Regions from separate parts of the Homo sapiens genome. Here region 2 is linked to region 1. A link is an interaction called in ENCODE POLR2A ChIA-PET data of the cell type or tissue named here. Cell type or tissue: CD4-positive, alpha-beta T cell. All regions are shown on one strand. Each heading gives the region's core, and the rest is flanking DNA. Links, peaks and the distances in the headings are about the cores only.

Evidence for each region. ChIA-PET counts read pairs that join two places held together with the same protein. Peaks named below come from ENCODE experiments on the same cell type or tissue, not always from the same donor. Only the 100,000 strongest peaks of a DNase experiment are listed, where the experiment ranks them.
Region 2: POLR2A ChIA-PET joins it to region 1 with 11 read pairs; 4 of 35 experiments call an interaction of 5 or more read pairs at or near these places.

What each region holds. Positions count from the first base shown.
Region 1 is chr19:41,324,844-41,330,195 of GRCh38, forward strand. It overlaps CCDC97 (coiled-coil domain containing 97), which reads left to right. Exons shown (of 5, transcript NM_052848.3): 5 at 1-30. Among named protein-coding and RNA genes, the nearest start is that of CCDC97, 17 kb to the left of the region's middle. RefSeq lists enhancers at 1-618, 619-1,388, 1,717-1,856, 2,799-3,320 and silencers at 258-357, 1,967-2,016, 2,556-3,075. In CD4-positive, alpha-beta T cell, for the core only: no CTCF peak of the experiment used is centred there; DNase peaks (open chromatin) are centred at 1,548, 2,438, 3,088, 4,138 and 1 weaker place; H3K4me3 peaks cover 1,433 bases; H3K27ac peaks cover 2,149 bases.
Region 2 is chr19:41,141,740-41,147,110 of GRCh38, forward strand. All of the region lies in intron 2 of LOC124904790, which reads right to left. Among named protein-coding and RNA genes, the nearest start is that of CYP2F1, 30 kb to the left of the region's middle. In CD4-positive, alpha-beta T cell, for the core only: a CTCF peak has its summit at 2,857 (motif pointing left); a DNase peak (open chromatin) is centred at 2,872.

The DNA.
Region 1 (5,352 bases), core at 1-5,000:
CATTTGGTCATTAAATTTGTTTACAATATACTTTGCTATACGTAAATTTGTTGTGTAGGTTTTTAAAAAGCGATGAGAGACACAGAAATTGAGTCAGAATTAGGGTTAGTCAGATGGTCAAGACGTGAGCATCTAGCTGACAGACAGAGGTGGAGCCAGTCCCAGGGACAGGGATTAGATGGGGAGACAGGAAGAGAGGTGGAGACAGAGTGGGGTAGGGATGACGGGAGACACACCCCCTGGTCACTGCCTCTGAGACCTGGGGGTGGTGGGCCCCAGGGCGGGTGCCTCCCATCCCCCTCCCAGTTCTCCCGGGGTCGGGGTAGGTGGAAAGGCTGAGTCAGGGAGGGCGGGCCCCGCTGGGAGACAACCCCTAGGTGGGCATCCGGCCCCCACCCCCGTGTCTCCTGTCCGTCCTGGCCCTGGCCTGGCTCGCTGGCCTGGCCGCCACCCCGCCCCCCACGTCTGACACCTCCATGCGTCCTGCCAAAGCAAGCTGCCTCCCTGCACTCTTCCCCCTCCAGCTCCAGTCACTCTGTCCCTCTGTCCCCCGTCCCTTCTCCCTGCTTCTGTGCGTTTCTTTCCAGCCCTCTGCCTTCCTCCCTCACCGCCACTGCTCTGTCTTCTCGTTCTGTCTCCACACCTCTGGCTGTCGGTGTCTCCCCGTGACTTTCCGTCTCCCCTCTCTCTCCTCCCTTGTTTTTCCCATGCCTCTCCCTCCCTCCCTCCCTCCCTCTCCTCCCCACCTTTTCCACTCCGTGTCCCCAGCCATTCTCCATCTCTGTTCTCAGCTCCTGTCACCTCGTTTCCCCATCCCTTTCTCTGCTGGAGTCTCCCTCTGGGGGGCTCTGTCCTCTCCTCACTTTGCCCTTTCCCTCTCGCTGCTGTGTGTCTTGGCCCGCCCCCCGTGCCCCCCATCTCCTCTGTCTCCCACACTCTGGGAAGCCCGGCTGGGATATCCAGGTTGGAGCCTCACTGGCGGCCACTGGAAACCCAGAATGAGGGGTCATCGCCTCTCGCCCACCCAGAAAGGGCGCAGGAGGGGGCAGCAAGGTTGCGGGGCCTGTCTGGCCAGAAGGAAATGTCTGTGCTGTGGCCTGGTCACCCCCGCCCCCAGGACCTGCTGGGCTGCTGCCGCCCCCGGCCGGGGCTGAGGCCGAGTAAACACAGCAAACACAGCCGCCGGCAGCCTGGGATATTTATACCGAGGCTGGGCGTGGGTCCAGTGCCCACCACAGCCCCTGCCCTGCCCTGCCTTGCCTGCTGCCACAGCCAGCTCCGAGCCAGCGTGGCACCAGCCGGCAAGGGGACGCGCCGCAGACACAGCCTGCGCTGGGTATGGAGGCCAACAGGCACTGGCCGCTCATGATGCAGGCGGCTCCATGGACGCACCCTGTCCCCCTCCCCTGAAAACACCAGCACACAATGTGGACCCACACTCGCAGCTGCTCACAAACACACATCCACCCCTGCTGAGAACGCGAAATCCCCTCAACGATGATGCAAAACAGACCCACACAACTCCACACACTGCAGTCACCAGCCTACATGTGGGAACACAGCATGCAGACACCACCTTAGCACCTGCTCACAGCACCCACAGGCTGGGAACACCAGTCCCTGAGATGGACACACAGCCCCGAAGTACAGCCCTCCCTCACACAGACAAACACTGAGAACCACAGGAAGCATGCTGGATGCACACCACGTAGACAAACATGCTCAGAATACCAGCGACACATGCACTGATCACAGTGCAACCCAGAAACAACTCAACTCATCTGCCTCATATGTAAGAAACACACACGGCCGGGCGCGGTGGCTCATGCCTGTGTCTCAGCACTTTGGGAGACCAAGGTGGGTGGATTACAAGGTCAGGAGTTCGAGACCAGCCTGGCCAACATGGTGAAATCCCATCTCTACTAAAAATACAAAAATTAGACGGGTGTGGTGGTGGGTGCCTGTAATCCCATCTACTCGGGAGGCTGAGGCAGGAGAATCGCTTGAGCCTGGGAGGCGGAGCTTGCAGTGAGACAAGATCGCGCCATTGCACTCCAGCCCAGGCGACAGAGCAAGACCCCGTCTTACACATATACACACACACTCACTCCCCTCTCCTGGAGAAACACCATTCCCACAGATGATTAACATATGCAGAAAACACCACATTTCAAGTCAAACTTACACTTAAAAATGCACAAATTTACACTCAGAAGAACAGTGAAGATGTTGAGAAAAATATCAGACACACAATATGCCCCAGATACATGGCCGACTTGCAGAATCAAACAGTGCCAGAGCATAAAACCCACAGAAAATACAACAGCTTGCCCAGCAGAAATACAAAATGCAGACGCACACCCCAGAAATGCAGCGCAGCCACAAACACACGGAGCTAACACGTGCTGGGGACACACATAGACAAGACCATCCATACCAAACAGCACACAGGCCCCCAGAACACCCATGCCAGACGCAGCTCACGCCACAAAGCTTGGAATCACGCACACAATAAGTTCCTGAACACACAAATCCGAATCCACACTGGAACCTCAAATACTCTGCATGTCCAGAGACTAAGGGGGAAGGGGCTTTCTCTCACCCACCAATCTCCCCACTCCCCCTTGCTGACCCGGGTCCCAGGCCCGTCTTGGGGGCGGGGGAGGGGGCAGGAAGGCCTGAGCTGGCCTCCCCCAGCAGCTTCCTGCCCCACGGGGGCTGGACAGGAAGCTGGGGCTCCAGCCGGAACCCAGGCTCCCCCCACGACTTCCCTCTGTGGCCCCGGGCCGCCTGCAGAGGCAGGGGCGGGGCAGGGGGAGGAAGCGGGGAGCCCCAAACCCCCTGCCCTGCCCCTGCGGTCGGCCACAGGCGGGGGCAGACTTGTCCCGACGGGGCTGAGCCACCCATCGGGCCTGGGTGCCAGGGTGGCAGGGCAGGGGCAGTGCGCACGCGGCCAGAGGAAGGTGCTGAGCCCACAGTTTCCCCTCCCCGCCCTGTGGGGCTGTGCCAGCTCAGCCGGCAGCCCTGGGCAGGTGGGCGGGGTGTGTCATGAGGGCGTGTTGGGCAGGCCGACCACACCGCGAATGTGCAGCCAGCACTTGTCCTCAGGCCGAGGCACGAGCTGGGGCTGGGCATGTGAGGGCCGCGTCTGCCACCCTGGGGGTGTGTCTGCTCCGTCTGGGACCCTGGGTGTGACAGTGTGTCTGGGCGTGACGTGACGGGGTCGCTGCAATCTGTGGGGCCCTGTGGGACTCCCCAGGCTGGAATTGTGCGTGTGTGGCGGAGGGTGTGGGATGTCAGACTGAGTGGGTAAGACCGACCTGCTGTCTGTGAGGTTGTGACGTGTCAGACCTCTGTGTGGGGTGTGTCTGGTGGGACTGTGACAGGTCCGACTGTGGACATGCACCCTGGACCTGTTTGTGACTGTGAACCCATGGAGGAGGAGGTGGCTGTTGAGGGATCCATTTCCTGTCCGGGCTCTGATGCCGTGATGCGTGTGCGTGCATGACACTGTTTGAATCAGTGTCTGGTGTGCGGTGGTTGCGACCATGACCCTGTGGAATATATTTGTATATGACTGTGTTGTGCCAGGTCCCTATTGAAGTCTCTGCTCGTGTTGTGTCCCAGTGAGGCTCCGAGGCTGGGTGGTGTTTACGTGATGGGCTGACACTTTCTCTATTTGTATCTGTGTATATGTGGGCTGCAGCTGCTGCCAAATGACACAGCCCATGTGTTACGGGCCCTGCAGGAATCTCTGTGTGTCCACGGCGGCTCTGAGAGGTGAATATTTGTGTAGTGTGGGGCACCGTCCGTGTTTCCCGCCGTGTGAGTGTGTCTGCATGTGTACACGCACCACATCCTCATAGGGCTGCAGCGATTACAGCCGAGTCACTGTGTCCTAGCTTGTGACTCTGCCTCTTGGGGCCAGACCTCAGCATCTCTATACCTATCCATTTGTTGGCATGTCCTTGCATAGTGAACTCCTGCCTCCCCACTCCTCCCTCAGCCCTGTGTGCTTTGGGACCTGAGGCCAGAGGAGTAACCACATTTCTACCCCTATGCTGAGCTGGGAGGGCCCCAGGTCCCTGGCACCCAGACCCAGTGCTGCCAACAGCTCTCATGCCCACAGGCAAAGGAACCGCAGCACTCATACTGTCCTTCCTCCCAGGACAATCACTGGGTGTGGGGAAGTGAAACCTAGGAGAAAGAGCAGAAACTGAGAGGCAGGAGAAAGAGGAAGCAGGAGAGAATTCACAAGCAGGACCATAGCAGATGGGAAGAAATGGAGACAGCAGAGGGAGACCCACCTGTGGCTGCTGCCATTTCTTGCCTGGACAGCTGGTCTGTCTGTGCTCACCCTCACCCTGACACTTCTGTCCACTCCCAACCATGAGCAAGACGGCGGACCCTCTGAGCGCCTAGGTCAAACCCTGCCATGGCTCCTGTCTTCCTTGAGTGCAAGTTCTTTTTTTTTTTTTTTTTGAGATGGAGTCTCACTCTGTTGCCCAGGCTGGAGTGCAGTGGTGCGACTTTAGCTCACTGCAACCTCTGCCTCCCCTGTTCATGCGATTCTCCTGCCTCAGGCCCCTGAGTAGCTGGGATACAGGTGTGCACCACAATGCCAGACTAATTTTTTTTTGTATTTTTTATTTTTATTTATTTATTTGAGATGGAGTCTCACTCTGTCTCCCAGGCTGGAGTGAAGTGGCGTGATCTCGGCTCACTGCAACCTCCACCTCCCAGGTTCAAGCGATTCTCCTGCCTCAGCCTCCTGAGTAGCTGAGATTACAGGCGTGCGCCACCATGGCTAATTTTTGTATTTTTAGTAGAGACTGGGTTTCACCATGTTGGTCAGGCTGGTCTCAAACTCCTGACCTCGTGATCTGCCCGCCTTGGCCTCCCAAAGTGCTGGGATTACAGGCGTGAGCCACTGCGCCCAGCCTTTTTTTGTATTTTAGTAGAGACAGGGTTTCACCATGTGGTCCAGGCTGGTCTCAAACTCCTGACCTCAAGTGATCCCCCTGCCTCAGCCTCCCAAAGTGCTGGGATTGCAGGTGTGAGCCACCGTGCCCAGTCTTTTTTTTTTTTTTTTTTTAAAGATGCAGTCTTGGCTGGGTGCGCTGGCTCATGCTTGTAATCTCAGCATTTTGGGAGGCCGAGGCGGGCGGATCACCTCAGGTCAGAAGTTCGAGACCAGCCTGAACAACATGGTGAAACTTCGTCTCTACTAAAAAAAAATACAAAATTAGCCGAGCATGGTGGCGCATGCCTGTAATCCCAGCTACCCAGCTACTTGGGAGGCTGAGGCAGGAGAATCGCTTAAACCCGGGAGGCAGAGGTTGTGGTGAGCCA
Region 2 (5,371 bases), core at 95-5,094, 180 kb before region 1:
CCTAGGGCCTTTGGAACCACAGGAGATTTAAAGTAGGGGAAGTCACAATCAAATCTGTGCTGTAGAAAAATCACTCTGAAACCAGACACGGTGGCTAATGCCTGTAATCCCAGCCTGGGTGACATAGCGAGACCACGTCTCTACAAAAAATAAGAAAATTAGCTAGGGGTGGTAGCATGAGCCTGTAGCCCCGGCTACTCAGGAGACTAAGGCAGGAGGATCGCTTGAGCCCAGGAGTTCGAAGCTGTAGTGAGCTGTGATTGCACCACTGCACTCCAGCCTGATTGACAGAGCGAGACCCTGTCAAAGAAAAAAGAAAGAAAGGAAAAGGAAGGAAAGAAGGAAGGAAGGAAGGGAGGGAGGGAGGGAGGGAGGGACAGAGGGAATCTCTGGACCTTGAGGGGAATCCACAGAACTGGATCTGCTGACAGATGTTGGCTAAGTTACCAATGGCTCATGGGAACAAGGATATCTATCAGGACATCTACAGGAAAACAGCCTGAAAAATGTCCATATTAATTAAGGTAAAGACCAGGTTGTTGTAACCAACAGATCCCAAAATGCAATCATTCAAATAAAATACAAGTTTCTTTCTTTCTTTTGTGTCCCTCTTGAAGTAGACAGTTAGTCCAGCACTGCAAGGTGGTTCCCCTCCTTGTGGTCAATCATGGACCCAGATTCCTTCAAACTCGTTGCTCTGCTATAGTTCAGTGGTTCTCAAAGTGCAGCCTCCAGACCTGCAGCATCAGCATCACCTTGGAACTTTTTTTTTTTTTTTTTTTAGACAGACAGGGTCTTGCTCTGTCACCCAGGCTGGAATGCAGTTATGCGATATCAGCTCACTCCAGCCTCAACCTCCTGCACCCAAGCAATCCTACTGCCTTAGCCTCCCAAGTAGCCAGGACTATAGGCATGCACCACACACCCAGCTATCTGAAACTTGCTAAAAACTCAAATTCTTAAACCCCACCCCAGACCTACTGAATCAGAAACCCAAAACCTGTGTTTTAACAAGGCCTGCAGGCAATTCTGAGGCATGTTCTCAGCAGAGCATCACTACCCTACAGTATTATCATGATCTTCATGGTCAAAGAGCAGAAGGTTTTGTACAGCTTTTCCCCCCTTTTTTCTTTTCTTTTTTTTTTTTTTTTTTTTTTTTTTTGAGATGCAATTTCACTCTTGTTGCCCAGGCTGGAGTGCAATGGCACAATCTCAGCTCACTGCAACCTCCACCTCCCAGGTTCAAGCAATTCTCGTCTCAGCCTCCGGAGTAGCTGGGATTACAGGCATGCACCACCACACCCGGCTAGGTTGTATTTTTAGTAGAGATGGGGTTTCTCCATGTTGGTCAGGCTGGTCTCAAACTCCTGACCTCAGGTGATCCTCCTGCCTCGGCCTCCCAAATTGCTGGGATTACAGGCATGAGCCACCAAGTCTGGCCCCCTTTTTTCTTTTCTTTCCTTTTCTTTCTTTTTCTTTCTTTTTTTTTTTTTTTTGAGATGGAATCTCACTCTGTCACCCAGGCTGGAGTGCAGTGGCATGATCTCAGCTCACTGCAATGTCCACCTCCCCAATACAAGTAATTCTCCTGCCTCAGCCTCCCGAGTAGCTGGGATTACAGGTGCACACCACCACGCCCAGCTAATTTTTGCATTTTTCATAGAAATGGGGTTTCGCCATGTTGGCCAGGCTGGTCTTGAACTCCTGACCTCAGATGATCCACACACCTCGGCCTCCCAAAGTGCTGGGATTACAGGCGTGAGCCACTGCACCTGGCTGGTTTTCTACTTCTTGAGTCATCCACTCCAGTACAGAAGATGGAAGGGATGGAAGACCTCTGGCTGTTCAAAGACCTCGGACCCAGAAGAAACTTGAATTTTGGGCACACAACATGGGTTACGAGGGTGAGGGAGTCCAGTCTAGCATAATGGTGAGTAAGATGGGTCCTGGAGACAGGCTACCTTATTTTAAATCCCAAATGTGTGACTTTCCACAAGTAACATCTCCTTGAGCCTCAGTTCCCTCTTCCATAACAGGGGAATCATGACAGTATTATCTGTCTCATGGTGTTGCTATGAGAATTCATGGTGTTATGTCCCTGACACGTAACAAGCCCTCAAGTGTTAGTTTAATATTAGTCTTAACATTTTAAGGTTGATAGGAGTGTCTTTTTGTGCCAAGCCTTGCGTTAAAGGATTTTCTACAGTATCACATTGAATCCTCATGGTGTATCCATCATGATTGCTGTATGTTATACAGAGATAGGTTTTGTTAAAATACTCATTTTATAAAGGAGGAAACTGAAGGGCAGACTGGTGAAGTCATTTATATATATCAAAGGAAATATAGATTGTAGGTGCTGGAACTGGAATTCTAACTCAGGTATGATTGACGTAGCCTCAAGTCTTCATCACCTCTCAAGAAAACCAGCTTTCTCCCCGGCATGGTGGTTCACGCTTGTAATCCCAGCACTTTGGGAGGCCAAGGTAGGTGGATCACAGGTCAGGAGCTCAAGACCAGCCTGGCCGACATGGTGAAACCCCATCTCTACTAAAAATACGGGCGTGGTGGCAGGCGCCTGTAATCCCAGTTACCTGGGAGGCTGAGGCAGGAGAACTGCTTGGACCCTGGAGGCAGAGGTTGAGGTGACTCGAGATTGTGCCACTGCACTCCAGCCTGGGCAACAGAGCGAGATTCCGTCTCAAAGAAAAAAAAAGTAATGAAATGAATAAAATGAGTCCTAGAGCCAGTAAATGTCGTAAATGTCTCAGCTAGTCAGGTAGTAAAAGGTCTCAACTAGGCAGTGGCAGAGCAGGATTCAAATTCAGGGCTGTTGTGATGCCTCCGCAGACTCTGAGCGCCACCTGGTGGTAATTTGTCTGTGCCTCTTCTGACGTGGAAGAACAGCAACTAACACACTAACACGGCATTTACTATGGGCCAGCCATTGTTCTAAGTGCTTTACTTAGATTTAGCTTTTTTTTTTTTTTTTTCTTTTTTGAGATGGAGTCCCACTCTGTCTTCCAGGCTGGAGTGCAGTGGCACAATCTTGGCTCACTGCAACCTCTGCCTCCCGGGTTCAAGCGATTCTCCTGCCTCAGCCTCCCGAGTAGCTGGGATTACAGGCGCCTGCCACCACGCCAGGCTAATTTTTTGTATTTTTACAAAATACAAATTACTAATTTTTTGCATTTTCACCATGTTGGCCAGGCTGGTCTTGAACTCCTGACCCCGTGATCTACCTGCCTTGGCCTCCCAAAGTGCTGGGATTACAGGTATGAGCCACCACGCCCGGCCCATTTAATTTAAATTAATTTATTTAATCCCTCCCCTTAACAACCCGCTAAAGCAGGTAAGTTATAATCGGCACCCCTTCCACTTTTCACCCTTTTTTTCTTTTTCATTTCAATATTTTTTGGGGAAACACTTGGTTTTTGGTTACATGGATAATTTCTTTAGTGGCGATTTCTGAGATTTTGGTGCACCCGTCACCCGAGCAGTTTACACTATACCCAATGTGTAGTCTTTTATCCCTCACCCCCCTCCCACCCTTCCCCTCTGAGTCCCCGAAGTCCTCTATATCATTCTTATGCCTTTACATCCTCATAGCTTAGCTCCCACTTATAAGTGAGAACATAGGATATTTGGTTTTCCATTTCTGAGTTACTTCACTTAGCATAATGGTCTCCAACTCCATCCAGGTTGCTGCAAATGTCATTACTTTGTTCCTTTTTATGGCTGAGTAGTATTCCTTGGTGAATACCTACTACTTTTTTTTTTTTTTTAGACGGAGTCTTACTCTGTCACCAGGCTGGAGTGCAGTGGCGCCATCTCAGCTCACTGCAACCTCCACCTCCCAGGTTCAAGTGATTCTCCTCCCTCAGCCTACAGGCACGCGCCACCACACCCAGCTAATTTTTGTATTTTTAGTAGAGACAGGGTTTCACCATGTTGGCCAGGATGGTCTGGATCTCTTGACCTCATGATCCACCCACCTCAGCCTCGCTAAGTGCTGGGATTACAGGCTTGAATGAGCCACTGCGCCTGCACTACATTTTCTTTATCCACTCGAGGGTTAATGGGCATTTAGGTTTGTTCCATATTTTTGCAACTGCAAATTGTGCTGCTATAAACCTGTGCATGCAACTGTCTTTTTCATACAAAGACTTATTTTCCTTTGGGTGGATACCCAGTAGTGGGATTGCTAGATCAAATGATAGTTCTACTTTTAGTTCTTTAAGGAATCTCCACAGTGTTTTCCATAGTGATTGTACTAGTTTACATTCCCGCCAGCCGTGTAAAAGTTCCCTTTTCACCACATCCATGGCCAACATCTATATGTTTTGATTTTTTAATTATGATCATTCTTGCAGGAGTAAAGTGGTATCTCATTGTGTTTTTCATTTGCATTTCCCTGATAATTTGTGATGGTGAGCATTTTTTTCATAGGTTTGCTGGCCATTTGTATATCTTCTTTTGAGAATCGTCTATTCATGTCCTTCACTTTTTACTTTTATTTGAAAAAACTGTTTTATTTGTGGATGATATCAAACATACACAAGAGTAGATATAAGACTACATGCAGCCGGGCGCAGTGGCTCACACCTATAATCCTAGCACTTTGGGAGACCAAAGTAGGCAGATCACTTGAGGTCAGGATTTCGAGACCAGCCTGGCCAACATGATGAAACTCCGTCTCTACTAAAAATACACAAATAATTTGGGTGCAGTGGCACGTGCCTGTAATCCCAGCTACTCGAGAGGCTGAGGCATGAGAATCGCTTGACCCCGGGAGTCAGAGGTTGCAGTGAACCGAGAACGCGCCACTGCACTCCAGCCTGGGTGATACAGTGAGGCTCAGTCTCAAAACAAAACAAAGAAAAGTATATCCATCACCCAGCTTCAACAATGATCAACTCATGGCCAATCTTGTTTCATCTGTGCTCCCAACAACCTCCTTCCCCAACTCCCCAAAAATTGGGATTATTTTGAAGCAAAGCCCAGACCTCGCATAAATTCACCTATAAATGTTTTCACCACATATCTCTAAAATTATCCCATTTTACCACTGGGGAAACTGAGGCATGAAGAAATCACATAACTTAATCAAGGTCACTTTTCTGATAGGAGTTCAGAGCCAGGATCAAAGCCCAGCTCTCTGGTTCTAGAGCCCTTGCCTTTGACTGTCTTGATGCCTCTGGAATCTTAGATGAGAGTCTTTTTTTTTTTTTTTTTTTTGGAAAGACAGGGTCTCACTGTATTGCATAATCTTGGCTCACTGCAACCTCCACCTCCCAGTTTCAAGCGATTCTCCTGCCTCAGCCTCCTGAGCAGCTCAGATTACAGGCACCAGACACCACACCTGGCTAAT